Linked DNA regions of Homo sapiens: regions 1 and 3 are each linked to region 2. The links are chromatin loops, found by intact Hi-C in ENCODE. Cell type or tissue: sigmoid colon. All regions are shown on one strand. Each heading gives the region's core, and the rest is flanking DNA. Links, peaks and the distances in the headings are about the cores only.

Region 1 (10,785 bases), core at 1,097-9,096, 200 kb after region 2:
AGTAATTCATCATATCACTCCAGTGATATGAAATGACACCTTATTTTCATGAAATAAAAACATTTCCAGACTCAGAAAGTTTACCACCCACAGACCTGCTCTGATAGAATTACCAAAGAATATTCTCCATCAAGAAGGAAAATGAACCCAGAACACAGTAAAGGGATGGAAGAAGTAATGCTACACAAACAAAAAGTAAACCATATAATAAGCATTGCTTATAAAATATTATTTTAAAAAATAATTAGGTCTAAAACTCTGGATAATAACATGGGTGAGTGTGTGTAAGGTTTCAGGAGCAGTGGAAAATAAAATCATGTAATGTTCTTGTCATGTCTCAGGGAAAATATGTGGTGATTAGTTTCAGGGTTTCTGAGAGTATAAACTTAAGTACGCACATGACAATTTTAAAGATAATTAGGCTTACTACAGTGGCTAAAATTTAGAAGTCTGACAATACCAAGAGTTGGCAATGATGTGGAAGAATAAGAATGCTCTGGCACTCCAGCCTGGATGATGGAACAAGACCCTGTCACTAAAAAATAAATTTAAAAAAAGGAATCAGACATTTATTGGGGGAAGTATATATTATGTCCACCTTGAAAAACAGTTTGGATGTTATCTGCTAAAGTTGAAGATTCTCATATCCTGTGGCTGAGCACTTTTACTCCTAGGTGTGTGTGTGTATATGTATATGAATATAACTCCAAGAGAAACCTGAGTACCCATGCACCAAGACACATACACAAGAAGGTTCATAGTAGCAATGTTCTTCATATTCAAAAATCAGAAATAGTTGGGCACAGTGGATCACTCCTATAATCCCAGAACTTTTAGGATTGCTTGAACTCAGGAGTTCAAGACAAGCCTGGGAAACATGGCAAGATGCCATGTCTACAAAAAATTAAAAAAAAAAATTAGCTGAACCTATTGGCGTGTGCCTGTAGTCTCAGTTACTTGAGAGGCTGAGGAGGGAGCATTGCTTGAGCCTGGGAAGTGGAAGTTGCAGTGAGCTGAGATCATGCCACTGCACTCCAGCCTGGGTAACAGAGCAAGACCCTGTGGCAAAAACAAAAAAGCCAAAAAGAGAACAACAACAACAACAACAAAACCAGAAACAACCAAAATAATCACCAACAGAAAACAGAAAACACATTGCATTACGTTTAAACAAAAAAATGCTAAATGGCAATAAAGGTAAACTACGGCAACATGTCTGCAGACTGAATGAATCTTAAACCATGCTGCAAAGTGCTAGAAATTGATTACTATAAAAATGTGGATGGCGGCTGCCTCTGGGGAGAGGAAAGAGGTTGTGGTTGGGAAGGTATAAGACACATGTGAAATGTAACACATTATTATAAAGCAAATGCCCCGACACCATAATCCAGACCCACAAGTAGAACATTGCCAGTGACCTGGAAGCCCTTACGTATTTCTTCCTAAGCAAAAGAGCCTCAAGAAAGATTTCCAAATACATCAGTAATTTCCCAAAATAGGAATGAGTTAAACTCATTTATTAAAATATATATCAATTGAGAGAGACTCGACATCTCTATAACACTGAGTCTTTCCGTGTAAGAACTAGCAGTATTTTCCCTTTAATCAAGTCCTTATGATTTCTAGTAGAATTCTCAAGTTTTCTTCATTCTCCCAAGTCATTCCCATGGGGTTCTTCATCTTGCACTTGATTTCTGTTTGTTTGGTATGTTGTTTTTCCACATGCCTAAGGAGAGTAGTTGCCATTTATTCCTGGTGAATGTTAAGCTTTTTGTTTGCATCCGTGACTCCCGTCTGTGCTGCTTCTCTCATATCTCTAGCTGCACACAAATCTCTGATATTAAATGGTGGCTCAGACAGAGCCAAAAGCAGAACTCTGCAGCATGCTGGAAAGATCCCCTTCTAGGCAAACACATGACCTATTCATCAGGAGTATTTAAGAATAGTTGTATAAACACCTGTAACTTTAACCACACTATTTAGGATCTGTTATTTTTTCATCTTGTCTTCAAGAACATCATGGAATCAATTTTTGAATTATATGTATATACTACGTAAGTATATATATCTATATTAAAAATATATTTTTCAACAGTTTTTGGGGAACAGGTGGCGTTTGGTTACATGAGTAAGCTATTTGATTTCTGAGATTCTGGCACACCCAAGCAGTGTCCACTGTACCCAGTGTGTAGTCTTTTATCCCTCACCTGCCTCCCACCCTTTTCCCCAAGTCCCCAGAGTCCATTATATCATTCTCATGCCTTTGCGTCCTCATAGCTTAGCTCCCACTTATAAGTGAGAATATATGATGCTTGGTTTTCCATTCTTCAGTTACTTCACTTAGAATAATGGCCTCCACTTCCATCCAGATTCCTGCGAATGCCATTATTTCATTCCTTTTTATGGCTGAGTAGTATTCATGGAAAAAATTTAAAGTGCCTTTCTAAAATCCAAATAAAGTACATTTCCTTTATTTCATTGTTAAGTAAACCTAGGGGGGTAAGAAAAATCTGGAATTACCTTGACTTGACTTATTCTTAAAGAATCCTAGGCCAGGCACAGTGGTTCACATCTGTAATGCCAGCACTTTGGGAGGCCAGGGTGGGAGAATCACTTGAGGCCAGGAGTTTGAGACCAGCCTTGGCAACATGGCAAAACCCCATCTCTACAAAAAAAAAAAAAAAAAATCTAAAAATTAGCTGGGCGTGGTGGAGCATGCCTGTAGTCCCTGCTACTCAGGAAAACTGAAGCAGGAGGATCACTTGAGCCTGGGAAGTTGAGGCTGCAGTGAGCTGTGATTGCACCACTGCACTCCAGTATGGGCTACAGTGTGAGACCCTGTCTCAAAATAATAATAATTTGTATTGGCTTCCTATAGCCAATGTTTTCTAAGTACCTGTGAACCATCCATTAAATAATCCTGGGATCAGCATGAAGCTCACCCACCTATATTTTCTAGAATTGACTCTCTATGTCAGATTGGATTATTGTTACTAACACCCTTACTCCCTGTATTAGGATAATAGGTCCCTGACTTTTTCGGTGTCTGCTATGGCCTGACAATCTTAACTGCCTAGAGAGTAACTCAGCTGGGAAGTAGGAGCTCTTAATTCCTCACCTATCTTGGGCTTCAGGGACTAAAGCGTTGTTTATTCCACTTGCTCCAATTTTATTTTCTATCTCCTTGATAAAAGTGGCAAGAAAAGGGAAGCTACATCTGATTCCCATCATTTGGCCATAGTACGTTAGCCACCTCAAGCAATTGAATCCTATTCTGTCACTGACTGATAGAAGGAAGTTTAAGATGCTTCCATTTTTGTGGTTTTTCTTATTCTTCCCAATTTCAGCAGCCCATCACTGCCACTTGTTTCCGTAAGTAAGAGAGACTATTTTAAAAGTCCAAGTTGCTAATTTCAGTCTATTTTGACATGAACTGTCTAAGCCATGTGTGTGTCTACGTGTGTGTATGTGAAAACACTCAGTTTCTGAGAATCCTTAATTCATGTCCTTAGATAGACTTGGCTTCAGGATAATTTTTAGATTGTAAACGTGGGCTCACTGATGTAGCGGCAGAGGGGAGAGTCCTTACTCTGGAGGACAGTTCGGATTTGCACACTCCTCTGAGCATTCATTTTGTGTGTTTGTCACTAACGGTGAAGGAGGTGAACCAAACATTTTATAATGAATCTCCGACAGGAACAACTTGTTCTTTAAATTCAGAAGCCAAGAAACTTTCAATAGAATTGGTTTAGAGGGCCCGGGTGGTGGTTTTTTGTTTTTGGGGGGTATTTTTTGTAAACTCAAGTGGAGCAATTCTTATTCAGTCAGAACCAAAATCCTGTCTAACTATATTTGCATCACACTCGCTGGCACAAATTGCCTGGTGATGAAAATAAAAGAGCCTGTGTAAAAGTCTTGGAATAAAAACAACACACATAAGAAAAAGGAAACAGGATCTTGAAGGGAAATAGGAAGGAGAAAGAGGTCAACAGAGGAGAAATGGGGGAGGAGGGAAAAAGGGGGAGGGAGAGAATATCTATAGTCAGAGAATACTTGCATTGAAAGTTGCCTACAAGAATATCTAATCTAACTTAACAACCCTTACATTAATGGTTTGGATATTGAGGCACAGAAAGCCTAATTTGCACAGTAGCACTCAGTTAATAACAAAGCCTGTAGCCATAGTCTCACCACCTGTGTTCATTCTTTTTTCCTTCTACTCCTTACCCCTCAGGCAGGCTTATACATTAATTTGTTTAATATGCAATTAAAAATTTTATTTTTTTTAAAACTTTTATTTTAGGTCCAGAGGTACATGTGAAGGTTTGTTACGTAGGTAAACTTGTGTCACAGGAGTTTGTTGTACAGATTATTTCATCGCCCAGGTAATAAGCTCACTACCCAATAGTTATCTTTTCTGCTTCTCTCTCTCCTCTCACCCTTCATCCTCAAGTAGACTCTAGTGTCTGCTGTTCCTTTCTTTGTGTTCGTAACTTCTCATCATTTAGCTCTCACTTATAAGTGAGAACATGCAGTATTTGGTTTTCTGTTCCTGTGTTAGTTTGCTAAGGATATTTGCCTCCAGCTCCATCCATGTTCCCCCAAAAGACACAATCTTATTCTTTTTTATGTCTGCATAGTATTCCATGGCATACATATACCACATTTTCCTTATCCAATCTTTCAGAACATGCAGTTTTTAACTGGCTTGATTCATTGTGAGAAGAGAAACAACTGCCTCCTAGAAAAGTACAACAGAAAGGTTTGGATGCATTTGAAAGACTAAGAAAAAACCCAGGATATATTTTCATTCAAGCATCTGACATAGTTATTTGTCCAAACATAGCTGTTTGTACCTAAAAACTGAACGTTAAGTTTTCTTCTGGAGTATAGCACAGAAACTCCTTAAAGGCAGATTCCAAAGCTCCCTTCGTTGCTCTGGAAACTGGTTAATGTTCTTAGCCATCATGCCACGACTCACCTCATCCTTCCCTCAGGATGGGATTTCCAGAAGGACAAGAGTGAAGCTGGGAGAGGCTTCCATTATGATCTTCTAATCTTGCACTAAGGTACACGTGGGTCAACATCACACACACACACAGTCACATACAACACAAGCTACTCAAGGAATTTAGTCTTCTTCACTCATATCTACCTGTTATACCTGTAACAGTGTGGCCACAGGGGGGACAAAAAGTGCTATTCCAACTTATTAAAAAAATTTAGTTTTCTTCTTGCCCTGAAGAAAAAGTCCATTTCCCAGAACTACTGTAATAGGATGTTACAAGTATCTCTGACACCCAGAGATATGTATTCGGAATCTAACAAACTGGTGGGGCAGTGCCTCCCAAACCTCTTGGTACCAGCTGATGTGCTTGCAGGGAATGGCCAGTCTGTGGGACAGAAGTTGTAAGTTTAAGTTCCAGGGGGAGAGACTAGAGGAAAGGACCTTGGGGGGTTGTTTTCACAAAGGAAAGCAAGAGGCTTGGGGCACATGTATTGTTGCTGAAGGGCCTAAGAGCCAGACAGGGCCAGGGTAGGTCTGGGCTGGCGATTTCCACCTAGAACACAGTGTGGTTCTAGCAGTGCGTGCATCAAGAAAAGATGAAATAACAGACAGCAGTACTGGCCTCAGAAGGACTTTGCAGTTTTGGGGGCCCAGGAAACAGCAGCCTAGGCAGGGAGAATCATTGCTTTTGGAGAGCAGCCCAGCAGCAGCTGCAGTGGGGAGACACTGCCCTCAAGTGGCCTGTGGGCTGGGGACCTCAATGGTCCAGAACTCACCAGAGACATACCAGGATTAATTGGGGGACACTGAACATCCTGCTGTCAATGCTGTCAAATAGGTGGCAACTGTGAGCCCGCACATTCATATGTTAATGTTAGCATGATGTGCCCACGTGATCAGGAGGCCTGGGAAGGGGTCATTCTCTCCTTCCTCCTCTCATACCTGTGCTCCATCTTCCTCCAGAATTCCTGGATTCCAACTTCACAGATCAAGAGCATTTTCTCACAGCAGTCCTACGTCCTGACCATTGTGCAAGTGTATATTACACAGAGGCAGGAAGCCATTCATCTGCAGTCATTGTTGAGTTGTACCATTATTGTGAACATTTCGTGACAAGTGGCTGTGAAGTGACTTGAGGTTCAGGGTTTTTCCCCAATTTTTCTTATTGGGTAATGGAGGGACTTCCATTAGTGCAGGCCTCTGTTCCAGATATGGTTGTATCCTAGGAGATATCCACATGGATGGCCTCAGAGAAGACCCATCACCAGGACTGAAGTCAAAATGGAGGAAGTGTTAGACTTTCTGACATTGTTCCTGAGTAATTTCAGTTGGGGAAATATGGGGGAAAAAATGAGTGGATTCTTAGTGACTGGCCTTCAAATCGTGAGATGATCTGTAAAAACAAACCCCCTCTCCAGGCACTAGTTCCGAATTCAGGTCTAAGGACAGAAACTGTGTTCTATTCCCCTCTGTTTGTGCAATCTCAGCATAATGCCCATCACCAAGGTGTTTGTTGAGTTGAATTTTGTTGAATTCCTTTTTCAATAAGGTCTAGCAATAAATACATCAATAGCAAACAAATTAGGAGCTTTGCTACCACAAAATACAAGTGACCCCAGGGTGTAATGCAGACAGTTTGAGACTCTATGTCATAACTTGAGTGAGTTTGGAGCACTGGGTGGGAGAGAGAAACACAATAGGAAAAAAAGTTAACATTTGTTTTTTGTTTTGTTTTGATACAGAGTCTTGCTCTGTCACCCAGGCTGGAGTGCAGTGGCACAATCTCAGCTCACTGCAACCTCCACCTCCTGGGTTCAAGCGATTCTTATGCCGCAGCCTCCCGAGTAGCTGGGATTATAGGCGTGTGCCACCATGCCCAGCTAATTTTTGTATTTTTAGTAGAGATGGGGTTTCACCATGCTGCCCAGGCTGATCTTGAACTCCTGACCTCAGGTGATCTCCCCCCGTTGGCCTCCCAAAGTACTGGGATTATAGGCAGGAGCCACTGCACCCAGTCAAAAAGTTCACATTTGTTGAGCACTTACTATGTACTGAATGCTCTGCTTTCATTATCTCTATTGAGGGTTTGGTGTAGGGCTTGGGAGCTTCATTCTATCCTCTCACCTTCCACCCTTAAGGTTATAAACAAACAAACTTACTTATGAAGGACAATAACCAAATGGGAAACAAATGAACACTTTAGACATGGTAGCCCCACTGTACACTAATATTTAGGTTGGTACAAAAGTAATAGCGGCTTCTGCAATTAAAAGTAACTGCAATAACCACAGTTACTTTTGCACCAACCCAATACAAACTCTGAGTTGAAGAATTGAACTTAAAGGAGGCCTTTTGGTTCTTCCTCACCTGAATCTGAGATGGTCAGTTCCCCAGAAAAGATCCAACCTGATTTACCACACTCAGTTTCCAGTAGAGAAGGTGGGGCACAGAGACAATGTATGAGGTAGGGTCCTTTCTAGGCCTCTTACATCATGGAGACAGAAAATAAAAATAAGCATCTGGCCCATTCAAAGGACCCAGGCCCTCTTTCTGAAGCAACTACATCTTATTATTTATCTACTGCTATGTAACAAATTACCTCAACACTTGGTGGTTTTAAAACAACATTTATTATCTCACAGGTTCTGTGAATCGGAAATCTGGGCATGCCTTGACTGGGTCCTTGGGCTCAGACTGTGTTATACCACTGCAATCAGGCTGTCAACCAAGGCTCACTATGGAAGGGTCCACTTCCAAGCTCATTTATATGGTTGTTGATAGGATTCAGCTCCTTGTGAGCTATCGGACTGAGAACTTCAGTCCCTTATTGGCCTCTTGGCCAAAGGCTGCCCTCAGTTCCTGACACATGAGCCTCTCTATATGGTGGTGCATTATATGACAGCTTGCTTTATCAGAATAAGCAAGTGGGAAAAGCCAAGCAGAGCATGTGCAAACGAGAGAGAAGTCACAGTCTTTTGAAACCTATTCTCAAAAGTGATGTCTCCTCACCTTTATTATATTCTACTCATTAAAATATAAATGTCATTTAGAAAATTTGAAAATATGTGGAACAATAACAGTCATAAGTAACTATTATGTAAAGAAGAAATAAAAAGGAAAATCCAAAAATATAGGCATTTATAGCTATACATATTATAATGTATAGCTATAAATGCCTATATTAAAAAGAAGAAAGATGTCTTTTAAACACAAATATTTCCTATCGTGTTTTAAATATCTTTTAAATACAAAAATTAGCTGGGCATGGTGGCACACGCCTATAATCCCAGCTACTCGGGAGGCTGAGGCATAAGAATTACTTGAACCCAGGAGGTGGAGGTTGCAGTGAGCTGAGATTGTGCCACTGCACTCCAGCCTGGGTGACGGAGCAAGACTCTGTATCAAAACAAAACAAAAAACAAATGTTAACTTTTTTTCCTATCGTGTTTCTCTCTCCCACCATTTCCTTTAAGATGAATGAAATAAAAACACAACATACCAAAACTTACAGGATGCAGCTGAAGTGACATTTACTGGGACATGTATAGCTATAAATGCCTATATTATAAAAGAAAGATTTCAAATCAACCTAACCTCCACCTGAAGATGCTGAAGAAAGATCTAAAGCAAGGAGAAGATAGAAAATAATAAAGATTAGAATAGAAATTAATGAAACAAGGAAGAGAAAAACAATATATAAAAATCAATACCAAAAGCATGTTCTTTGAAAACATCAATAAAATTAACAAACCTTTAGCTAGATTGACAAAAAAAAAAAAGATTATAAAGGGAATACATGCAAAATATATGATATTATATGCAAAAACCTAGATAACCTGGATGAAATGAACAAATTCCTAGAAAGACATAAACTAATAAAACTGACCCAAGAAGAAATAGACACTCTGAACAAAACTGTAATAATGGAAAAGAATGAATTAGTAACAAAAAATCAGATTACTCAAAGAGAAAAGCAGGAACAGATGGCATCAATGCAGACATTCTACCAAATGTATAATTGATACCAACTTTTCACAAACTCAAATTCAAAAAAATAGAAGAAGGAACTCTTCCTAATTCATTCCATGAAATTAGAATATGAGATGATCTGTTCCCCAGAAACTGACCAGAAATTATTCTGATACCAAAATAAGACAAATGCATCACAGAAAGACTGCAGATCCATGTCTCTTATGAATATGTATGCAAAGATTGTAAACAAAAATACTAAGAAACCAAACTGGCAGTGTGCAAAAATTATACACATAACCAAGTACAATTTATCCCAGGAGTGCAAAGGTGGTTCAACACAAGAAAACCAATCAATATAATATACTGCATTAATAGAATGAAGGGAAAAAATCACATGATCATCTCAATTAATGCTGAGAAAGCATCTGACAAAATCTGACATTATTTCATGATTAAAAACATCAAACAAACTGGGAATAGAAAGGAATTTCATTAACTTGATAAAGGACATGTATGGAAAACCCACAGCTAACATCATACTTAATGGTGAAAGACTGAATTCTTTTCCCTTAAGATCTGTAACAACACAAGATGCCCATTCTCACCACATTTATTCAACATTGTACTGGAGGTTCTAGCCAGGACAATTAGGCAAGAAAAATAAGGTAAAAGCCATCCATTTTGGACAGGAAGAAGTAAAACTATCTCTATTCACAAATGACATAATCTTGTATATAGAAAATTCTAAAGAATCTAGTAAAAAAAACTATCAAAAGTAATAAACGAGTTCAACAAGATTGCAGAATACAAGATCAATGTAAAAAGATTGTATTTCTAGACTGATCTAGGGGGCATTCCAAGATGGCCGAATAGAAACAGCTCCAGTCTGCAGCTCCCAGCATGATCGATGCAGAAGATGGGTGTGATTTCTGCATTTCCAACTGAGGTACGTGATTCATCTCACTGGGACTGGTTGGACAGTGGGTGCAGCCCACAGACGGCAAGCCAAAGCAGGGTGGGGCATCACCTCACCTGGGAAGCACAAGGGGTCGGGGTATTTCCCTTTCCTAGCCAAGGGAAGCCATGACAGACTACCTGGAAAAATGGGACACTCCTCCCCAAATACTGTGCCTTTCACAAGGTCTTAGCAACTGGCAGACAAGGTGATTCTCTCCCATGCCTTGCTCTGTGGGCCCCACGCCCATGGAGCCTTGCTCACTGCTAACACAGCAGTCTGAGATTGATCTGTGAGATGGCAGCATGGTTGGGGTAGGGACGTCTGCCATTTCTGAGGTTTGAGTAGGTAAACAAAGCAGCCTGGAAGCTCAAACTGGATGGAGCCCACTGCAGTTCAACAAGGCCTACTGCCTCTAGACTCCACCTCTGTGGGCAGGGCATAGCTGTACAAAAGGCAGCAGGCAATTTCTGCAGAGTTAAACGTCCCTGTCTGACAGCTCTGAAGAGAGTAGAGGTTCTCCCAGCACAGCGTTTGAGCTCTGAGAACAGACAGACTGCCTCCTCAAGTGGGTCCCTGACCCCCATGTAGCCTAACTGGGAGACACCTCCCAGTAGGGGCTGACAGACACTTCATATAGGTGGCTGCCCCTCTGGGACGAAGCTTCCAGAGAAAAGATCAGGCAGCAATATTTGCTGTTCTGTAGCCTCTGCTGGTGATACCCAGGCCAGCAGGGTCTGAAGTGGACCTCCAGCAAACTCCAACAGACCTGCAGCTGAGGGACCTGACTGTTAGAAGGAAAACTAACAAACAGAAAGGAATAGCATCAACATCAACAGAAAGTCATCTA
Region 2 (10,785 bases), core at 1,348-9,347:
TCTCCTCAGAGTCTAGGGTTAAAGAACAGTGGGGACAGGGGGCTTTCTTCTGAAACACTTGCTCTGAAAGTAAAAGAAAGATGTTGACATGGGTAAGGCTGCCCTTGGGCCAGAATTACAGACCAGGTCATGATAGGAGCTAAGAAAGTTGCTTTCCAGCTCTTCCTTTTTTTTTTTTTAATGAAAAACAAGAGCCTGCTGAATTTTTAACTACTAGCTATCTTCCTATGGTTACTTGTTCTTCACACTCTTTAAAAAAACATAAAGTGGATTTTTTGTTTGTTTTTGTTTTCTTTGAGACAGGTTCTCGCATTCTGTCGCCCAGGCTGACATGCAGTGGCGCAACAGTGGCTCACTACAACCTCTGCCTCCCAGGCTCACGGGACCCTCCCACCTCAGCCTCCCAAGGAGCTGGGACCACAGGCGCACACCAACACACCCAGTTAATTTTTGTATGTTTTGTAGAGATGGGGTTTCGTCATGTTGCCCAAGCTAGTCTCAAACTCCTGAGCTCACGCAGTCTGCCTACCTCGGCCTTTCGAAGTGCTGGGATTACAGGCATGAGCCACTGTGCCCGACACTTAAAGGGGATTTGTTGATATGTTTCAGAAGCCACAAGGCTGAGAAGAATTTGGGAAGGTGCAGTGTCTTCTGCCAAGCTGGTGCAAGAGAAGCCCCAGGAAGGGGAGATGGGAATATATGGGAAGCTCCATTCCCAGGTCTGGGGGCAGACACAGTGGACCAGGGCCCTGCTGTCAGCTGAGCTGAGCCCTGGGTGTCCGAATGGGAGAGGCTCTGGGGCCCACAACATGGTACTGGTGATCAGAATTCAAGAGAGGAGTTGCAGTCGAGTGGATGGGGTGAAATTCAGGATAATTTTCTACAAAAAAAAAAAAAAAACTTTAAAGAATACCCAGAAGTCGAGACCCAATTTTATTAAAAGAGCTCATAAATCAATAAGTATATTGGCTCAAAAAAAATCTCCAAATAGCCCTCTGCCCAAGCCTGCAGGGTGAGGATAGTTTCAGCTTCTTTTGGATGTAGAGAGGAACATGTCTCTGTGATCAGACCTGGTCTCCCCAGGCAGGGCATGCCCATGCACAGGGTGGCCAAGGAGGGAGTGAGCAGGACAGCAGGCACACTTGGCGCACAAGTGGGTGCGTCTGCACGCGGCTGTTGCAGGCCAGCTGGGGCCAGCCTCTTGTGTGAGGCTTTGTAACATCACTGCTCTGAGAAGACATGAAGTGCACACTCCCACAGTTCTCTGTGACCACCACTCAGAGCACAAGAAACAAGATGGGAGTGGCCCCTTCCTAATCGTCTATTTCCTCCTGCCACCTTGTGCCCACTGGGAGGCAGATGAACATGGTTTCCTTTCTAGACCCTTTTAAGGGGCCTTGGGACTTTCGTCAGCTATTGCTCCCATCCACCCATTTTGCTGTCCCTTTAGAGTCACGCAGAGCCCATGGGAGGCTTTGACTTTAAAAGCTTCAGAGGTGTTTGGGAAATAATCTAGCAGCAGCTGCCCTGTGAGGAGCATAATTAGGGGCCCCTGAAGGATAGAGAGAAGGTATAATTAAAGCTCTGAGCATTCTCTTTGCAGAGGGAGCAGGGAAGCAGCCCTCGATCCCAGCTGCCTGCCAGGGAATTCAGAACAGCCTGGATCAAAGTCACTCCAGAAGGGTGGGCACTCCCAGCTGCTCCAGCAAGCCCGTGCTGGGTGGGCACCAGTTCTGATCTGGAGCCAAGTCTCCTGTGCCTGCCCTTGCTGTGCCCCCACTGCCTGATCTCTTGCGTGTGGGAGTTGGAAGGTTGGGGGAGAAGGCTCAATCCAATAAACTTTCTACTACACCCTTTAATGATAATGTGCCTACTAATCCCTTAGGGGTATGATGAATTTATTTATTTATTTATTTATTTATTTATTTATTTATTTATTTATTTAGAGACGGAGTCTCACTCTGTCACCCAGGCTGGCGTGCAGTGGCGCTATCTCTGCTCACTGCAAGCTCCGCCTCCCGGGTTCACGCCATTCTCCTGCCTCAGCCTCCTGAGTAGCCGGGACTGCAGGTGCCTGCCACCACGCCCGGCTAATTTTTTTTTGTATTTTTAGTAGAGATGGGATTTCACTGTGTTAGCCAGGATGGTCTCGATCTCCTGACCTCATGATCTGTCCACCTCGGCCTCCCAAAGTGCTGGGATTACAGGCGTGAGCCTCCGCGCCTGGCCTATTTATTTATTTGAGATAGGGTCTCGCTCTGTTGCCCAGGCTGGAGTGCAGTGGTGCCATCTTGGCTCTCTGCAACCTCCGCCTCCCGGATTCAAGCGATCCTCCCACCTCAGCCTCCCAAGTAGCTGAGACTACAGGCACACGCCACCACGCTTGGCTAATTTTTGTATTTTTTGTAGAGACAGAGTTTTGCCACGTTGCCCAGGCTGGTTTCGAACTCCTGAGCTCAAGCAATCCTCCCACCTCAGTCTTCCAAAGTGCTGGGATTACAGTCATGAGCCACCGTGCCTGGCCTGGTATGGTATGGTGAATTTAAATGAGATGACATTCTCCAAGAATAAAAGCCCAGTCAACTTTAGCTCTGGGGGATGAGGACAGGGTGGGAAGGGTTGCTTTTCCTTTCATGCTGAAGCAATGTTTAGGGCTGCCCCTGTTTCCAGGCTAGGATGATAAGAGACTCTGACAGCCTCGCCTTCCCAACCAGAAGTTTCTGCAATGTGTCCTGGGAGCCTAAGGTGTCTGTCCCTGTGTGAAGGATGGGAAAATGATTCAGATCATCCCTTGTCTTCAAAGAGCATTTCACATGGTTAGAGAGATGAAATGTTAATATGGAAAAAATGTAAGGACCAGGAAGTAATCATGGCCAACATTTCTGTGGGACTTACCCTGTGCCCAGCACTGTGTTAGTATTTTACATGAATTTGATGCAGGCCCTTCACAGACTAATAAAATGACTGGTTCAAGGTGCTGTAACTGGGAAGTGGTCAGGGGTGTCTGGCTCCTGCACTCATCACTTTCATACTGCCAGGCCTTCCCCCATCCCCAATGACATGCTTGTGAATTCACAAGCACTCCAAGAGATGTGCTTGTGAATGTGCAGACCACTCAGAGCTGCCGACTTGGAGTCCTCCAATCTCCATCTTGAATGAGCTCCCCAGGGGAGGCGAATGCCCCCTCCTAGTGCGGAAGGCGTTTCAGCGTAGGTTGCAGAAGGGCCATGTGTGTCTCTGCTTTTCTAATTAGCCTGGGCAGGCCTGCGCCCCTAGTGGGGCCCTTGCAAGTCTTACTAGCAGGTGGGCACTGGTGGAGCAAGGAGGCTGCAGGCTCTGTGCTCCCTCTCCACCCCATCACGCTTCCCCCAATTCCCCGGGCAGTCTGGAGAGCAGGGGATTAATGGACTCAGGAAGGCCTCAGGAAGGCCCCTGGCACTGCACTTCCTTGGAAGAAGAAAAACTTAGGGGAAAAGTGAGGCTGTGGCAGGGAGACTGTGATTCTTTCAGGGGACTGGGTTCCCAGGAGCCCTCCCGGTGGAGGAGCAGTGGAAATCAAAGGCCTGTCACACGAGAACCTGGCAATTTCAGTCTGGAGGACATGGAAGGGGTGGGCGTGAGAGCTGCCTGTAGACATTTGCAAGGCTGTCATGTAGAAGAGGAGCTAAGCTTGTTCTCTGAGGCTCTGGGGACAGCCGAGAGCCAATGTGTGAGACAGAAATCTATGCAACATGATAATACCAGCTAACATTTATTGAGCTCCTCAGACAGTTTTATCTGCTTTATATGGATTAACTCATTTCATCCTCACAGCAATCCCATGAGGTAGGGACTCTCATCATAGTTATTTTACAGGGAGGAAACTGAGGCACAGAGAGTGTAAGCAGCCTGTCCATACTCACACAGCCTATAAGTGGCACAGCTGGAATTCAACCCCAGGCTGTGCAGATGTAGCTCCTTTGACCTGAATAGAGGGCTCCACTGCCTCGCACATAAGAGAGACTTCTAAGGCTGCCAGGGCTTTCTGTGGGGGCCTGGGCTGTCTAGACAAGCAGAGGGTCCAAGCACAGAACAGACAGTCTCGTGGAGAGATGTGCCAAAACCGTCTTCCTGGTGGAGACCCTAAAGCTTGGCTTCTCAAACTTTGGGGTGCTCTCAGATCCCTTGAGGACCTCGACTGGTTAAGCGCAGATTCCATTTCTCAGTCTAAACAAGGTGATGCTGATGTTGCGGTTCAGATGACCACACTTGGACCAGCAAGTTCCTAGATGGTCTTTATGATACTGGCCTGCCCTAAGAAATTATGATTTGCTTTACTTACAGGCCAGGCAGATTTCTCAAACCGAGCAGCAGACTGACCTATAATAGGGGTTAATTCTTTGAGTTACAGACACTCATCAAAAGATCATTTAGAAGAACAACATCCTCCCAGAGGTCCCGCTGAAGCAGACATATACAGCCTCTCTTCTGTAGTCATCTCCCTCTGAAGGCATAATTCTTATTTGTGCCAATGTACATATGAGGCACGTGAGAAACCTTTTTTAAAAAGGAATAATACCACAGCCAAATAGCAAACTCATTCCATTAAACTTATTTGCAGGAAAGCATGCAGCAGGGACTCTCTCAAATTGAGGGAGGGAACACATCACAAAGCCTGGCTCACATCGCAATCACTGGGAAATCATCTGGCACGTTCTATTACGCAGCTAAAGTAAACATGGGTGAAGAAATCGTTTGGCTAAATCAGCTGCACTGAATTTTCATAAACTTCTAAGATGCCCTAAATGCTGATCTGCTGATCCCCTTTCAGGGCTGCCCCTTCTCCACTCCACCCTCTGGGGGATCCTGGACAGATCCTGAAATTCACCATCTCTTCCCAGGTTTCCATGGAAATCAACCAAAAGCTCATATAAATTCCCATAGGCCTGCAGGCCCTTGTTGGACACTCCAGGCCCTGTGTGGTCACTTTCTTTGACTTTAAAAAAATTATAATAAAATTGCCATAAAAAATTTAATTGTAATAAAATACACATACCATAAAGTTCACCATTTTAACTGTTAAGCATACGGTTCAGTGGCATTAAGTATATTCACAATGCTGTACAACCATCGCCACCATCCATCTCCAGAACTTTTTTTTTTTTTTTTTTTTTTTGAGACAGAGGCTCACTCTGTCACCAGGCTGGAGTGCAGTGGCACGATCATGACTCACTGCAGTCTCCCAGTAAGACTTGCAAGCGATCCTCGGGCTTTAACCCCCCAGAGTGACTGGGACTACAGGTGCGGGCCACCATGCCTTGCTAATTTTTGTATTTTTTGTAGAGATGGGGTTTTGCCATTTTGCCGAGGCTGCTCTTGAACTCCTGAGCTCAAGTGATCCACCTGCCTCCTCAGCCTCCCAAAGTGCTGGGATTACAGGCATGAGCCACTGTACCCAGCCAAGAACTCTTTTCATCTTGCAAAACTGAAAGTCTGTCCCCCTTAAACAATGACTCCCCATTGTTCTTGCCCCCTGCCTCTGGCAACCACCATGCTCCTTTCTATCTGTATGGGTTTGATGGCTCTAGGGACCTCACAGAAGCAGAATCATACAGGCTTTGTCCTTTTGCATCTGGCTTATTTCATTTAGCGTAATGTACTTCTCCTTACTTTTAAACAGCAGGAAAGTGGGAGCAATGGAGTTGGGCTTCTTTTTAAAAAGCACTTCGGTGAAATGTGGTTGTCTTCTAATTCAGCTAGAGCTCACCGTCTGATAAAAGCTTTGGACATTATCCTCATGGGGTCCAAATCAAGAACTCTGAATCCTATTACAGTTCAAAGACAGGATAACATGTTCTGTTTGTTCAGTGATGTACCAGGACTGGCAGCTCCATTACCACCATCCTCACCAGGACCAGTGGCTGGGCTGGGTAGAGAGGTGGGTGGAGGGATGATTTGGTTGGGCTGCTTCTGCCTCAGTTTCCTTATCTGATTTTGCTGCTGGAGGGGCTACAAGTTCTCCTCTGTGGGGCATTAGCATCCTGGGGTGCTGCATGACAATGGACAGCAATCTTTAAGTGAGAAGCCCTGCTAGGCCAAAGTGATTAATTTTTAATAGGCCAGTCCTTGTGCAAATGGCTTCTTTTAGTAAGATGCATTAACTGTCAAGCCACAAATAGACATCTGTCACGCTGGCTTTCAAGGGGAAATCTGGTGGCACTCTAGAGCACGGGCTCTCAGACCTGCTACAGGCTGGAAGCACCTAGGGAACTTAAAAAAAAAAAAAAACTGACGTTCAGGACTCCTGCTGTGCCAATCACATCAGAATCTGTGGGGGCGGAGGCGGGGGGGTGGGAACCAGGCATCAGTGATTTTTTTACAGCTCCCCAGGTGACTCCAAGGTGTAGCTGTATTTGAGAACCAGCATCTCTAGAGGTCTTGAGTTCACCTGCTTTGGAAAGGTAAGTAGTATTTTCATGGTTCCTGGATGAGTACAGGTTTCTATTTCTACCTCCCCTCAGGATAAGATAAATCCTTGAGTAGCCGCAGAGGTTTTCCCCAGATGGCTGAACCACAGGAAGTAAAAATTTACTGAAAAATCACTGATCATAATAATAGCTATCGTTTATTGAGAAATTATGATGTGCCAGGCACCGTGCCAAGTACTGCTTTATTAATAGTGCATTTAATTATCAAAATGACCCTGTGAAACAGGTAGAGAGATGGGGCTAACTTGAGCAAGATCAAATTAACTAATAATTGGCAGAGCTGAGATCTGATCCCAGCAGTGAGCAAAACAAAGTCCCTGTAATCATGAGGTGCACACTTTGGATGGAAAGACAGCTGAACAAACAAATGGATGATATGTCTAGTGGAGATAAGTGCAAGGAATGGAAATAAAGCAGGGTAAGGAGATAGAGAGTGATGGGGTGGGTGGTCCAGAAAGGCCTCTCATGTAAGGGGACATTCGAGCAGAGACCAGAGTGAGTCAAGGGGCGAGCCACGTGGCCATGTGGTAGAAGACATGAGACGTTGGTCTCTGAGCCCCAGGCCTCCCCTTTCTGTCCCCGACCTCTTCCCCCGAGGAGGGTGGAAACTTTCTCCGCCCTCCTAGCAAACTTTTCTCTCAGCTCCCTTATTAACATCCAGGTACATAACTGAGAGCACATTAGGGAGGGGAGGGAATATTTGTTGACATCCACTCTGTACAAGGGATTTTGCCAGCAGTAGCTCAGCTCACCTCCTGAGAACCCTGTTGAAGGTATTTATTTTTCATTTTACATTTGGGGATATTACTGCAGGACCCTCCTCTCTGACTTAGCTGGCAAGGCTTTGTGTTCACACAGCCTCCTGGACCCCTTCATCTAACTTCATTAACTCTATAGCAGGGGAGGCAGCGAGGGCTCCTGAAGGCAAGAGCCAGTTGTTTTCCCTCTGTCTGCAGTGCACCTCTGTACAAGATAGGCGCTCACTTACAATCGGGTGAATGAATGGAGTAAAAACGTTGAGCTAAAGGAATGATTGATATGCCCATGAAATTCAGGAACTGACCACCAGTCAGGAGAAAATTAGCTCGAAGTTTCATTGCCATGTAGAAATCTCAGGACAAAGGTAGTGTCTGTGCTCAAGCCTAGCCCTCTGCCGTGTGGGGTATGGGTCCGGTTTTCTATTGAACATGCTATTCATGCTACCGTGTGGAAGCCGGACCCCTCAGGCTGCTAATCTTGCCTGGGACCAACCTGGAGGTCAGACTCAGAGCTTTATTTCACCTCTCTACACCTCCACCCTCAAAAAGAAAGAAAGAAAATGTGAGTCCAAAAGCACTTTTGAGGAGTGGGTAATAATAACAGCCACCTGCCAGGTGCTGACCATGTGCTTGGGGTGCTCCTCACCCTCTGTTTCCTTCCATTTGGTCATCATGATGCTCTCCCAGGATGGCTGCTGTCATTGTCCCTGCTCCACAGAAGAGGATGCAGAGGCAGGGAGGGTAACGACACAACATAGTCCAACATCACAGAGTCCTCCATTAGGCCTCCAGGCCCCAAAGTTCCCTCCGATTCCAGCCTCTTCACAGCTGCTCCCACCCCACAGGACTGGAACTCTCCCCAGTTTGACTTGCAGAGAACGCTCAGAAGAACAAAAGGAACTTCCCTGACTTCTCCCTTCTCAGAAGGCTCTGGAATGTGACCCACAATGCTTGTGATGCAATCAGTAGACTAGGAGAAATAAGAGAGAGACACACATGATTGTCTTGCTTTTTTTTTGGAGACAGGGTCTCACTTTGTCACCCAGGCTAAAGTGCAGTGGCTTGACCTTCTGGGTTCAAGTGATCCTCCTGCCTCCCAAGTAGTTGGGACTACAGGCATGCACCACCACGCCTGGCTAATTTTTGTGTTTTCTGTAGAGACAGGGTTTCACCATGTTGGCCAGTTGGTCTCGAACTCCTGAGCTCAAGCATTGCACCCGCCTCAGCCTCCCAAAGTGCTAGGATTACAGGCATAAGACACCGTGTCTGGCCTTTCTTTTTTCTACTGATGCGGGATGAGGTAGAACTTAGATGGGTCTGGAGGGCGTGACAGATTTTGGAGTCTCCAGGTAGACTCATTATACAGATGGCGTGGGAGGGAATGGAATGGGCCCTAGAGAGCTTACCTGAAGTTTTAAAAGTCTCTCTGTCACAAGGTCTGCCTGGAAAGGGCAGGTGTGGGGAAGGAGGAGGCTCCTGGTGGTCCAGCCTAAATGTAGGCAGGAAGTAGCTCCCTGTGGAACACTGGGGATGCCCTGCTCCTCCTGAACTTGACCACCTGCCTGTCTGGGTGCAGGAGTCTCACCTACAGACTTGCTGTTTTTAGTTAAGATAGTAAGGTAGTGTTTCCTGAAATGAATTCATATTCCAAAGATGTTAATAGCTAGCAGGGGAGATAGGATGTGTGCCCAAACACCCTTGGGACAGGCTGGCAACAACCAGTGAAGCTTATTTATAAAGTCTCAGAATCTTCTAGATGGGGATTTAGTATGTAGTGCTTGTCAAACCTCTTTGACCACTTATCCACTTTTTTCTAAGTGCATCATGGGGACCAGTCTTTCTCAGGACAGGCTGTGAGGAATGCTGGGTAAGGTCCCTGTCAACATATCAACTCGATACCTGGGAGAGGAAACATACTGACCTGTTAAGCCCACTGTCTTCTGTTAGCAAGACTAATATTATGGCGCCTGCTGAATGCTCTGTGTGAATGGAGGCGCACTGCCTCCCCCACTTATCCTGAGAGCCCCTGAGTGCTGGGACCTCTTGGTGTGCCTGGTGCCTGCAGACAGAAGATGCTGAAGGCAGGTGGCTGCGTGTTATAAAAGCCATTAGAAATGCCAGCTACTTTCACTCCACAGAGGCTCTGGCCCCTTGGAAAAGCAGGGATGTTTTGGTTAGGAAAGGGAGGCTGGGCAAGGTGGAGAGTGCAGGTTACTGGAGGAAGGAGGTGCCTGCTGAATGAGTAGCACTGAGACCACTGCCCAGGCTGGCCAGGCAGGGAAGAAGTACAGGCAGTGGGGATGGAGAAGGGGAGTGAGCATGGGGAGGAGGGCAGCAGAAAGGTCTTGAGATCAATTTGAGAGGGGTCTCCAGAGTTGCTTCTGTTAGGGTCCAAATCCAACTCTTGGCTCAGTAACCCTGTCTGACCCTGACTTTGGGAAAGGTCTTTTTGGATCACACTATTCACAGGGAACCACATCTTTTCTGCAGAAACTCTTGTATTCTGGGAAAACCTGCAAGTTGCAGGCAGATACACCACTTTTGAAGTGCCCACATACTGGGAGGCAGCTCCCGGGTCACCTGTTCGAGAGAATTACAGTCTCATTTCAGATGCTCTTTTAACAGGCCTTTATAAAGTGTTTCCAGTAGGTCCGGCCCTGTTTGTGGTACTCTGAATCAGGGGACTGTCTTCAGGGAGCATACACTCCAGCTCTGGGCAGTAAGTATGCTGGTTCAACTGCAAAGACTATCATGAAACCAGGGCACAGTCAACACCAGATGAGGGCAGGAAGATGGGGCAGTCACTGTATGAAGAAGGAAACAGAAAAGGGGCCAGGGTGGATCTTGGTTTGGGGAGCCTCTTAAAAATACAAAATCATGAACACAAAATTAGATATGAAAATGAATATTTATGTTTAATCAGAAAAGGAACTGCAGCAAATTAAAAATTATAAAAAGCTGGCAAATACTACAAACACCACACCATTCATAAAAATAACATTTTTACTAATTAGCTGCTTGGCAAACTGCTGGCAGCAAATGTAAACATGCTGCATAATCTCTGATCTTCTCTTCTGTGACAATTTTGTAATATGCTTCTTTATTTTTTTAAGAGACAGGGTCTTGCTATGTTGCCTAGGCTAGATTCAAACTTCTGGGCTCAAGTGATCCTCCGACCTCAGGCTCCTGAGTAGCTGGGACTACAGGCATGCACCACCACGCCCAGCTTGAAAGATAACTCAGTCTTTGAAAGTTAGGTAGTTAAAAAGATAACTAAGTCTTTCTTCTAGTGTGGTTGATACTTTAGAATGGTTGATTTTTTTTTTTTTTTTTTTTTTGAGACAGAATCTCTCTCCATCACCCAGGCTGGAGTGCAGTGGTGTGATCTCAGCTCACTGCAACCTCCGCCTCCTGGGCTCAAGCGATCCTCCCACCTCAGCCTTTCTGGTAGCTGGGAACACAGGTGTGTACCACCATGCCCAGCTAATTTTTTCTGTTTTTAGTAGAGACAGGGTTTCACTATGTTGCCCAGGCTGGTCTCAAACTCCTGAGCTCAAGTG
Region 3 (10,785 bases), core at 822-8,821, 77 kb before region 2:
CATCTAAAAAAAAAAAAAAAAAAAAGAAATACACATTGGATTTTGGACACCTACTATCAAAAAAAGAATGTAAAAATATCTTATTAATCATGTTTTATATTGATTATATTTTGAAATGACAGTATTTTACATATATCAGGTTAAATAAAATATATTCAAAGTTAATTTCATCTGTTTCTTTTTAGTGTTTCTTAATGTAGCATCTAGAAAATTTTAAATTATGTTTGTGGCTTGCATTATATTCCTTTTCACACAGTGCTGCCCTAGTGTATGTTTGAAAAGCCAGGCAAGCTACTCCAGAGGCTGAGGCACAAGAATCTTTCGAACCCGGGATGTGGAGGTTGCAGTGAGCAGACATCGTGCCACTGCACTCCAGCCTGGGTGACCGAGGGAGACTCCACCTCAAAATAAATAAATAAATAAATAAATAAATAAATAGCCAGGCAGCTGGGGAGAGATTTTGAGCAGGGATCCTGAGAAAGCACATTTTTTTTACGATGCTTACTGGCTCCCTCCAAGAATAAGGGTGGCTTTGATGGGGGGTTTGGTGGGCGTGAGCTACTGCAGTAGTCTCCTGTCCTGTAACGTGAGGTGTGGGGTGAGCAAGGAGGGAGGAGGTAAAAGAGAAAGCTAAGTCATTGGCAGAGGCCGAAATTCCTGCCCCTGGATGGGACAGTCACAGCCCTGACGCATGGTGGGCCTCATCAACTGGGGGCGGGGGCTGGTAGTGCAAGAAAATGCCTGAAAGCTCAACTAATCTGTCCCTCTGCCCCTGGGAAAATATCAGCTAAGTCATTTTGGCACCTGTGGGGATAGAACCAGGCTGGGGCACTGTGCCCCTGCCACCAGCTCTGTGACCTTGTGCAGGGTGCTCTTCTTCCCTGGGCTTCATTTTGCTGATCTTAAATTGAGGGAGATGAATCTGTTCAAAGACCCCACCCCTCCGACTGTGCATGCATCATTGTGTCACCTCTCACAAAGTTGAACACTTAACCTCCAGGCTGAGGGGACCCATCACCCTAGTTTGCCCAGGACTGAGGGTTTTCCTGGGTCACAGGACTTTCAGTAATAAACTGGGACAGTCCTGGGCAAACTGGGACAAGGCCAGTGGCAGAGCTGGGACTAGAAACCAAGGAGTTACCGAATGGTGTGTGTGGGAACGGGGCGGTGGGGGGACTGAACAGGAGGGGACTGGTGGGGGAGCTGAAGAACGGAACGCTCCTCTTTCTTCTTCCCGCAGCCGCCCGTGGAGCAGCAGCTGTTTCTAGAATGACTGATGGGTGCAGGAATGGGGAGAGAATATATAGGTGAGGGTTTTTGGCAATGCACTTACGTGCCTCTCCTAGCCCTCAGCTGCTGTATGGAGCCCACTAGGCCTATATGGTCGAGGGTAAGGTCCTTAATGGATCTGCTTCTGCCCACTCATTCAGTGTGAGGTTACCAGAAACAGGCTGTCCCTTCCTGTACCTCCCTCTCTAAGTAGAATCATTCTAGAACCAAGACTATCACAGGCGAGTGTGAAAATAGTCATTATTACTACTTTTATTTTTATTTTATTTTGTTTTTTTGAGATGAAATCTTGTTCTGTCACCCAGGCAGGAGTGCAGTGGCCTGATCTCGGCTCACTGCAACCTCCGCCTCCTGGGTTCAAGTGGATCTCCTGTCTCAGACTCCTGAGTAGCTGGGATTACAGGCGCCTGCCACCACGCCCAGCTAATTTTTGTATTTTTAGTAAAGACCAGGTTTCATAATGTTGGCCAGGCTGGTCTGGAGCTCCCGACCTTCAGTGATCCACTCATCTCGGCCTCCCAAAATGCTGGGATTATAGGCGTGAGGCACCGCATCGGGCCTATTACTATTTTTAAAATTAGGAACTTCTTCTCTTTTGATTAGCAATTATTTTTTATTCTGTTTCCTCAGTACTTGGTGGGGACAGCGCCCCATGTGCATCAATCACTGCAGCTGAGTAAAAGGCTGCACTTACAGTTCCTAGCATCGAAAGCCAGAGCTTTATCCAGGACACGGCTTCCTAGGGGCTTCTCTGCAGTGCAGGCCAGGCTGGTTGCTTAGGAATCCCTCAGAGTGGTGGTTAAAACTGCACATTCCTGAAAATTCTGAATGAGTAGGTCAGAGGTGGGACAAGGGAGTCTATAAGGGTGAGCTTTGAAAAGCTCCTGGTGAGTTTGGTGCACAGCCTGCTTTGGGAGTGAGCAGTGGTTCACAGTCCAGGCTGCACCTTAGAATCACCTAAAAAGCCAATGCCCAAGCTGCCCCACAGACCTATAAAATCAGACTTTTGGCCAGGCACAGTGGTTCACGCCTGTAATCCCAGCACTTTGGGAGGCCGAGGCAGGCAGATTGCCTGAGCTCAGGAGTTTACGACCAGCCTGGGCAACACGGTGAAACCCCATCTCTACTAAAATATAAAAAATTAGCTGGGTGTGGCGGCGTGTTCCTGTAGTCCCAGCTACTCAGGAGGCTGAGGCAGGAGAATTGCTTGAACCCGGGAGGTGGAGGTTGCAGTGAGCCGAGATTGCGCCACTGTACTCCAGCCTAGGCAGCCTAGGTGACAGAGCGAGACTCCATCTCAAAAAAAAAAAAAAAAAAAATCAGACTTTCTAGAGGTAAGATCTGGGTATCAATATTTTTAGAAAAGCTCCCCAAGAGCTTTAAAAATCTATCAAAGTGTATTGATGAAGACATTATGCTAAAAGCAATAAAACAGAAACTAAAGGACAAATACTGTATGATGCCACTTAAACGAGATTCCTAGAGTAGTCAAATTCATAAAGATGGAAAATAGAATGGTGGTTTCCAGGACTGGGGGGAGGGTGGATGGGGAGTTATTGTTTAATAGGTACAGAGTTTCACTTTGGGAAGATGAAACAGTTCTGGAGATGGGTGGTGTTGATATTTACACAGCAATGTGAGTGTGCTTGTGTTAGTTTGTTCTCATGCTGCTATAAAGAAATACCTGACTAGGTAATTTATAAAGAAAAGAGGTTTAACTGGCTCACAGTTCCACAGGCTCTACAGGAAGCATGACTGGGAAGGCCTCAGGAAACTTCCTATCATGGCAGAAAGCGATGGGGAATCAGGCACATCTTACAAGGCTAGGGCAGGAGGAAAAGAGAGTCAGGTGTGGGGGGATGCGCTACACACTTTTAAACAACCAGATCTCATAATAACTCACTCACTATCACAAGAACAGCACTAAAGAAGAAATCTGCCCCCATGATTCAATCACCTCCCACCAGACCCCACCTCCAACATTGGGGATTACTCAAGATTTGCGCGGGGACACACACCCAAACCATATCAGTCCTCAATGCCACTGAACTGTACACTTAAAAACAGTTAAAATGGTAAATTTTATGTATGTATATTTTACCACAATCAAAAAGGGGGTGTTGACTAAAGTGTGCCTTTGTCTTCCTAGTCCCTTAGTTCTCCCCAGAAAAATCATATTACCCAGTTTCACATTACCTAGTTTCTTCATTATCCTTCCAGACATATTCTATGCACTTATAAGCACATTGGAATATAGGTATTTTTTTTCACATCGATGTGGAAACATTACACGTTTACATGATGCTTTTTTTTTTTTTTTGATGGAGTCTCACTGTCACCCAGGCTGAAGTGTAATGGCACGATCTCAGCTCACTGCAACCTCTGCCTCCCAGGTTCAAGTGATTCTCCTGCTTCAGCCTCCCAGGTAGGTGTGCACCACCATGCCCAGCTAATTTTTGTATTTTTAGTGGAGACAAGGTTTCACCATGTTGGCCAGGCTGGTCTTGAACTCCTGACCTCAAGTGATCCACTGCCTCTACCTCCCAAAGTGCTGGGATTACAGGTGTGAGCCACCACGCCTGGTCTACATGCTGCCTTTTTAATTTTTAAAAACTTATTTATATTATTAATTAATTTGAGACAGAATCTCGTTCTGTTACCCAGGCTGGAGTTCAGTGGTTTGATCATGGCTCTCTATAGCCTCCACCTCCTGGGCTCAAGCCACTCTCCCGCCTCAGCCTCCTGAGTAACTGAGAAAGAATTTGTAGAGGGGTGAGTGGGGAGTGGAGGGCCAGCTGCCTTCACAGCCCCGGTACCTTGGCTGCCAAACATCTCCAGCCCTGGGTTCTGCACTCACAGCAGTGGTGGCCACCTCAGTCAGAGGGGGGGACACCAAAGCTGCTCAGTGACCAGAGGAGGGCGACAACATCCCTGCTTTTCACCCTCTAAGAGCCATTCTTTCAACAGACAGGTTTAGACTCTCCAGACCACACTTGGAATTCTCACACCAAGGAAGGCTTTGTTCTGTTGCAGGGGAAGGAGAGGGAACCACTCTTCATAGCAAAGGCTTGCAATTTCTTTTCATTCATATCTCCAGCCTTTAAATGGGTATTTGTTGAAGCCTTTTGATGTGCTTTGTGCTAATCGCCTAAGGATTACACTGCCTTGTCCTATGGGAGCAGTAGCCTCTGCCCTCCTGTATCTCTGGCCACAGGTATCTTTCTACTGCTGAGGTGCCCCAGCCCAGTCCACTCACCTTGGCTTGGGCTGCTCCAAGGGAAGCACTTCTCCTTGCTTTCCTGGGCTGGCTAATTTCCCCTCACTGTTTCAGAATCCATGCCATGCCCCTTCTGTGTGTGTGTGTGTGTGTGTGTGTGTGTGTGTGTGTGTGTGTTTGGAGGAGGGGTGTGTACAATTCACATAATATAACATTAATCATGTAACCATTTAAAAGCGTACAATTCAGGCTAGGATGAAATGTACACTGATTATGGGCTCATACCTGTAATCCCAGCACTTTGGGAGGCCGAGGCTGGCGGATCACTTGAGGTCAGGAGTTTGAGACCAGCCTGGTCAACATGGTGAAACCTCATCCCTACTGAAAATACAAAAATTAGCCAGGCATGGTGGCGCACACCTGTGATCTCAGCTACATGAACTGCTTGAACCTGGGAGGCAGAGGTTGCAAGCGAGCTGAGATCATGCCACTGCACTCCAGCCTGGGCAAAAGAGCAAGACTGTCTAAAAAAAAAAAGTGTACAATTCAATGACATTAGTACATTCATAATTTTGTGCAGCCTTTACTACTATGTAGTTCTGGAACATTTTTATTACTTCCAAAGGAAATTCTGTACCCTTTATTCAGTCACTCCCCTTTTCCCCTTCCCCCTAGTCCCTAGCAATCACTAATCTGCTTTCTGTCTCTATGGGTTCACCTGTCCTGGACATTTCTTATAAATGGAGTCATACAATATATGGCCTTCTTTGTGTCTGACTTCTTTTGCTGAACATGTTTTTAAGGTTCATCCACACTGTAGCATGCATCAGTACCTCATTCCTTTTTATGCTGGACAATATTTCTGTGCATGGATTTACCACATTTTGTTTCTCCATCCACCTGTTGATGAACACTAGTTAGATCGTTTTCACCTTTGGCTGCTGTGATAAAGCTGCTATGAACATCAGTATACATGTATCTGTTTGAGTCCCTGCTTTCAAGTCTTTTGGGTGTATATCTAGGAGTAGAATTGCCAGGTCATATCGTAAGTCGATGTTGAACCACCAAACTGTTTTCCACAGTGGTTCACCATTTTTCATTCCTGCCAGCAATGTACAAGGGTTCCAACTTCTCCACGTCCTCACAAACACGTATGTTCCATTAAAAAAATTATGTCCATTCTAGTCAGTGTGAGGCGGTATTTAATTATGATTTTGATTTGCATTTTCCTAATGACTAATGATATTGAGCATCCTTTTATGTGCTTGTTGGCTGTTTGTATATCTTCTTTAGAAAAATATCTATTCAAGTCCTTTTCTCATTTAAACTATTGGGTTGTCTTTTTGTTATTGAATTGTAAGAGTGCCTTATACATTCCCAATACTAGACTTTTATCAGATATACGATTTTTAAATATTTTCTCCCATTCTGTGGTCTGTCTTTTCACTTTCATTATAGTATCTTTTGATGCAACAAAATTTTTCATTTTTGTTTTTGTGAGACAAAATCTGGCTTTATCACCCAGGCTAGAGTGCAATGGCATGATCTCGGCTGTCTGCAACCTCCGCCTCCCGGGCTCAAGCCATCCTCCCGCCTCAGTCTCCCAAGTAGCTAGGACTGTAGGCATACACCACCATGCCTGGCTAATTTTTGGATTTTTTTTTGTTTTTTTTGTAGAGATGAGGTCTAATAAAAGCCAACTAGATCTTTCAAACTCAATTGGTGGAAATTTGGTTCTTTGATAATCTGAACTTTATTAAGAAAATAAATTTCTCACTGTTTCTTACTTTTTTGTTGTTGTTGTTGAGACCGTCTTGCTCTGTCGCCCAGGCTGGAGAGCAGTGGCGCGATCTCGGCTCACTGCAACCTCTGCCTCCCAGGTTCAAGCGATTCTCCTGCCTCAGCCTCCTGAGTAGCTGGGGTTACAGGCACGCGCCACCACACTTAGCTAATTTTTGTATTTTTAGTAGAGATGGGGTTTCACCATGTTGGTCTGGCTGGTCTCGAATTCCTGACCTCATGATCCGCCAGCCTTAGCCTCCAAAAGTGCTGGGATTACAGTTGTGAGCCACCATGCCCAGCCTGTTTCTTACTTTTAATTGGTCTTTGTTTGCCTCTCAATTCTTAAGCCTCCTCTCCCCCAGTAACATTTCCCCCACCCCATGACAGCCACCCACTTTCATTGGTATTTCCTTTACCTTATCACCAATAACTCCACTTTCCATAATCATAGTTTCAGAAACCCCAGGCTCCAACCACCACCTCATATGTCATCAGGGAATTGCAAATTAAAAAAATAAGGTATCACTACACACCTATTAGGATGGCTGAAATCCAAAACACTGACAACACCAAATGCTGGTGAAGATGTGGAGCCACAGGAACTCTTCTTCACTGTTGGTGACAATGCGAAATAGTGCAGCTACTTTGGAGGACAATTTAGCAGTTTCTTATATAGCTAACATAGTTTTACCATATGACCCAGCAATCACACACCTAGGTATTTACCCAAATGAGTTGACAACTTAGGCCTACACAAAAACCTTAACACAAATATTTATGGCAGCTTTATTCATAATTGCCAAAATTTAGAAACAACCAAAATATCCCTAATATATATGAATGGATAAACAAACTACAGTACACCATGCAATGAAATATTATTTAGTAATTTAAAAATGAGCTGTGATGCCATGAAAAGATATGGAGGAATCTTAAATGCATATTGCTAAGTGGAAGAAGCCAATCTGAACCCACATACTATATTATTATGGAAAAGTCAAAACTATGGAGACAGGAAGATCAGTGGTTGCCGGGGGCTAGCAAAGACAGAAAAAGAGGTAAACTTGTAGAGTACAAAGAATTTTTAGGGCAGTGAAGCTGTTCTGTATGTTACAGTAATGACGGATAGATGACATTATACATTTGTCAAAACCACAGAACTCTACAAACAAGTGTGAACCCTAATGTAAACTGTGGAGTTTAACTAATAATAGTGTATCAATATTAGTTCATCAACTGTAACGGATGTATCACACCAATGCAAGATATTAATAATAGGGGAACTGTAAGGGGAAAGAAGGAAGTGAATGGGAATTCTCTGTATTTTTTGCTCAATTCTTCTGTAAACATAAAACTCTTTAAAAAAAATTTAAACCTCTTCAGCCAAAAAAAAAAAAAAAGAGAGAGAGAAAGTACTTTTTCTGTGCCATTGTTCCCTTTTGCTGTCTTTGAATGTTGTTTACTTGAAACTATAATGTTGAGAACTGCTGTATCTATCCCATCTTGCAACTATGAAGGCACAAAGTGGAGAACAAAATCCAGCACCTTGAGGTGAGCAGAATTAAACAAAACAAAACAACAGTAAAATTGTTTTTAAAGACGTTGAAGGTTTGGATTAACTGTCCCTGAAACTGTCCTATCTCCAGACTTCTTTTTGTAAGAAAATAGATTTCTCAGCAAGCATGGTGGCTCATACCTGTAATCCCAACACTTTGAGAGGCCGAGGCGGATGGATCACCTGAGGTCAGGAGTTTGAGACCAGCCTGACAAATATGGTGAAACCCCGTCTAATACTAAAAATACAAAAATTAGCCAGGTGTGGTGGCAGGCACCTGTAGTCCCAGCTACTTGGGAAGCTGAGGCAGGAGAATCACATGAAACCAGGAGGCAGAGGTTGCAGTGAGCTGAGATCATGCCACTGCACTCCCTCCTGGGAGACAGAGCAAGACTCCGTCTCAAAAAAAAAAAAAAAAAAAAAAGAAAGAAATAAAATAAATTTCTCATTATTACTTTTAATTGGTCATTTGTCTGCAGTTGAAAACATACTAATTAAAATATGACAATTAGCCCATTTCATACATAGGTAAACTGAGGTTAGAAGTTCAGCTACTTGCGCAATAACATACAGCTAGAAAGTCTGATTCAAGCCTGGTTTTCCTAACTCCTGACGGTCCAGTCTTTAAATTTAATGTGCACTTCTCTTGTATGTGGGCAGAACATGTGACTTGCTTTTAGCCAACAGAATATGACAAAGGTGTTAGAGAGACTCTTATTGCTGGCTTGATGAATTAAGTGGCCATGTCATAGAAGAAAAGAACAGTGGGTAGTCGAACTGCAGGGGACCTCTAGGATCTGATGGTGGCCTCCAGCAGATAGCACACAAAAACCCTGGGACTTCAGTCATAGAGTCCAAGGAAATGAATTCTGCCAGAACAAGAATGAGCTCAGAAGCAGATTCTTTCCCACTCAAGCCTCTAGAAGAGGATGCAGCCTGGCTAACACACTGGGTGCAGCCTTCTGTCCCTAAGCAGAGGACTAGGTAAGCTATGCCTGGACTCCTGCCACTGCACTCCAGAAATTGTGAAATAATAAATGGATGATGTTTTAAGCTGCTAAATTTGTAGTAATTTGCTACGCAGCAATAGAAAATGAATATACTATCCTCTGCACAAGCCACATTTTGATTTTCCACAATTATCTAAATTATGTTTTACAAATTCTGACATTTACGCAGATATTAGATCTTATATATTAGATGGGTAAACAATGGTTCTGGAATGAAGCTAGCAAGAGTTCTTATCTTTTTGCTTTGAGCTGCAGGAAAATATAAAGAAAGATGTCTTTTGAATAGAACATAATTAAATCGTCTTTCTTGAGACCTTGTGTCAATCTGATTAGCACACAAATTGTTTTTTCATTTGGCTCCTCTGGGTTGTAAATATTTCCTTTCTTCCAACTTCCTTGGAGGATGCATCTGAGGGGAGTGTTCCATAGCACGGAAACACAATTACCTATCAGCGAAGAGAGAACCGAAGAGAAGAAAGGAAAAAGAAGGTGTTTTTTAAAGGAGTCCCAAGGGTTCAGGATGCATTTGAAAGGGGTACAGACTAAAGATGAATGGCTACCCATCTAGAAAGAGGGAAGCAGGCATCCCTGATTCCCTTCTCTTCCTAGCAGATACCTGGGGTACATGAGGGAGAGAGGGAAAAGCGTCCTCTTTCCCTCTTCCATCCTTGCATTCCCGAGTCCCAGTGACCTTGGCAAGTCCCGCCATGAATGCCAAAACGGTTTGTACCCATGAAGCAGGGAAGGCCTAGAGAATAGGAATTATCCACTCTCACCTAAGCCTCTATCCCCCCTACTGTCAAGTCAGTAGCCTTGGAGTTCCCTAGACCTCATTTATGCTATGGATATTAATGTGGCCTTTATCCATGAAACAGGAAGCTTGGGGTTGGCTTAATGGGCAGGAATCAGCCATGCTCGCCTGCACTGTACCTTTTAACCTCTCCTGTTATTTGTCTCTGGATCCCTCAGATCCAGTTTTCTTTCCTAGGGCTTTGACCTGAAGCTTGGAATTGAGTCTGGGACAAAAATGTATCTCAGCAGGGGTTGCACGGGCTCCTTGTCATAAGCCAAATGCCAAGGTGGAACTGTGGAACTGAGTCCTCCTCCAACAAGGGAGAGGAAAGGATGTCTTGCGACACACCCAGATAACTGGTAGCTATAGTTATGTTTGCTAGGATTTGGGTGCATGGTGCTTGGCTTTGGTTAGTTCCCTTGGTCTTACTTTCCCAAAAAGGAACCTCCAAGTGATCCTATTTATTCCCACCTGGCAGGATTTGCAGGATAATTGCTAAGAACTAGAATATTGATCCAGATTTTTACATTATCCATCCCTCTTTTTCTTTCTGAGCTGCAACCAGAGATTGCTGGTAGGTTCACAGGAATAAGTGGGGTCAGTCTAAAATGTAGGCAAAAACTTAAACACAGCTAATGAGTTTAGAATTTAATGACAGATGTATAATAAGTTTGATTAGCTCTGGAACATGATTTCTCCCTCTTTGGTCCTCATGTTTGTTTAAAAAAAAAAACAAATTATGATAGGACTGAGTGGTTTCCAAAATAGATTTTAGTCTTATACTTGGCCTGATTATTTGCATAAAGTACAGCAAGAATAATTATTTCTACATAGGTCTTTGGAGTGACTTTGATGGAACTCTGCTCCCCAAGGAATCTCAGATAAGATCTTTTAAAGCTGAGCCCAACCACGGGTTTGTATCCTCAAATACCTGTGAGTTGGGTGATCCTCTCCTCTTAAGGTCCCAAGATAAACTTGGAGCTCCTAGACCTGTTAGAAAGTGACATTCTTTACTGGCCACAGGTCAGGAACCCTGTACAGGGACTGTGAAGATGAGGGTATGAGGCCAGTTTCCCCATGGGGCTTTTATTGGCTCTGCAATTCGAGCTTAACTCCTTAAAGGGAAGCATACCCTTCC

Evidence for each region. A loop is a pair of places that touch in the nucleus more often than their neighbours do. Peaks named below come from ENCODE experiments on the same cell type or tissue, not always from the same donor. Only the 100,000 strongest peaks of a DNase experiment are listed, where the experiment ranks them.
Region 1: a loop joins it to region 2, with 4 times the contacts of the local background. A loop is called at or near these places in 2 of 110 quality-filtered maps.
Region 3: a loop joins it to region 2, with 4 times the contacts of the local background. A loop is called at or near these places in 3 of 110 quality-filtered maps.

Annotation. Positions count from the first base shown.
Region 1 is chr18:50,502,268-50,513,052 of GRCh38, reverse strand. No RefSeq gene overlaps it. Among named protein-coding and RNA genes, the nearest start is that of MAPK4, 52 kb to the left of the region's middle. In sigmoid colon, for the core only: a CTCF peak has its summit at 5,755 (motif pointing left); a DNase peak (open chromatin) is centred at 5,712.
Region 2 is chr18:50,701,940-50,712,724 of GRCh38, reverse strand. The region is part of intron 2 of MAPK4 (mitogen-activated protein kinase 4); the gene reads right to left. LOC124904302 (a long non-coding RNA gene) reads right to left here and starts at 8,282. Exons shown (of 2, transcript XR_007066369.1): 1 at 7,872-8,282; 2 at 6,586-7,765. In sigmoid colon, for the core only: no CTCF peak of the experiment used is centred there; a DNase peak (open chromatin) is centred at 4,663.
Region 3 is chr18:50,778,363-50,789,147 of GRCh38, reverse strand. No RefSeq gene overlaps it. Among named protein-coding and RNA genes, the nearest start is that of MRO, 36 kb to the left of the region's middle. In sigmoid colon, for the core only: a CTCF peak has its summit at 4,192 (motif pointing right); a DNase peak (open chromatin) is centred at 4,197.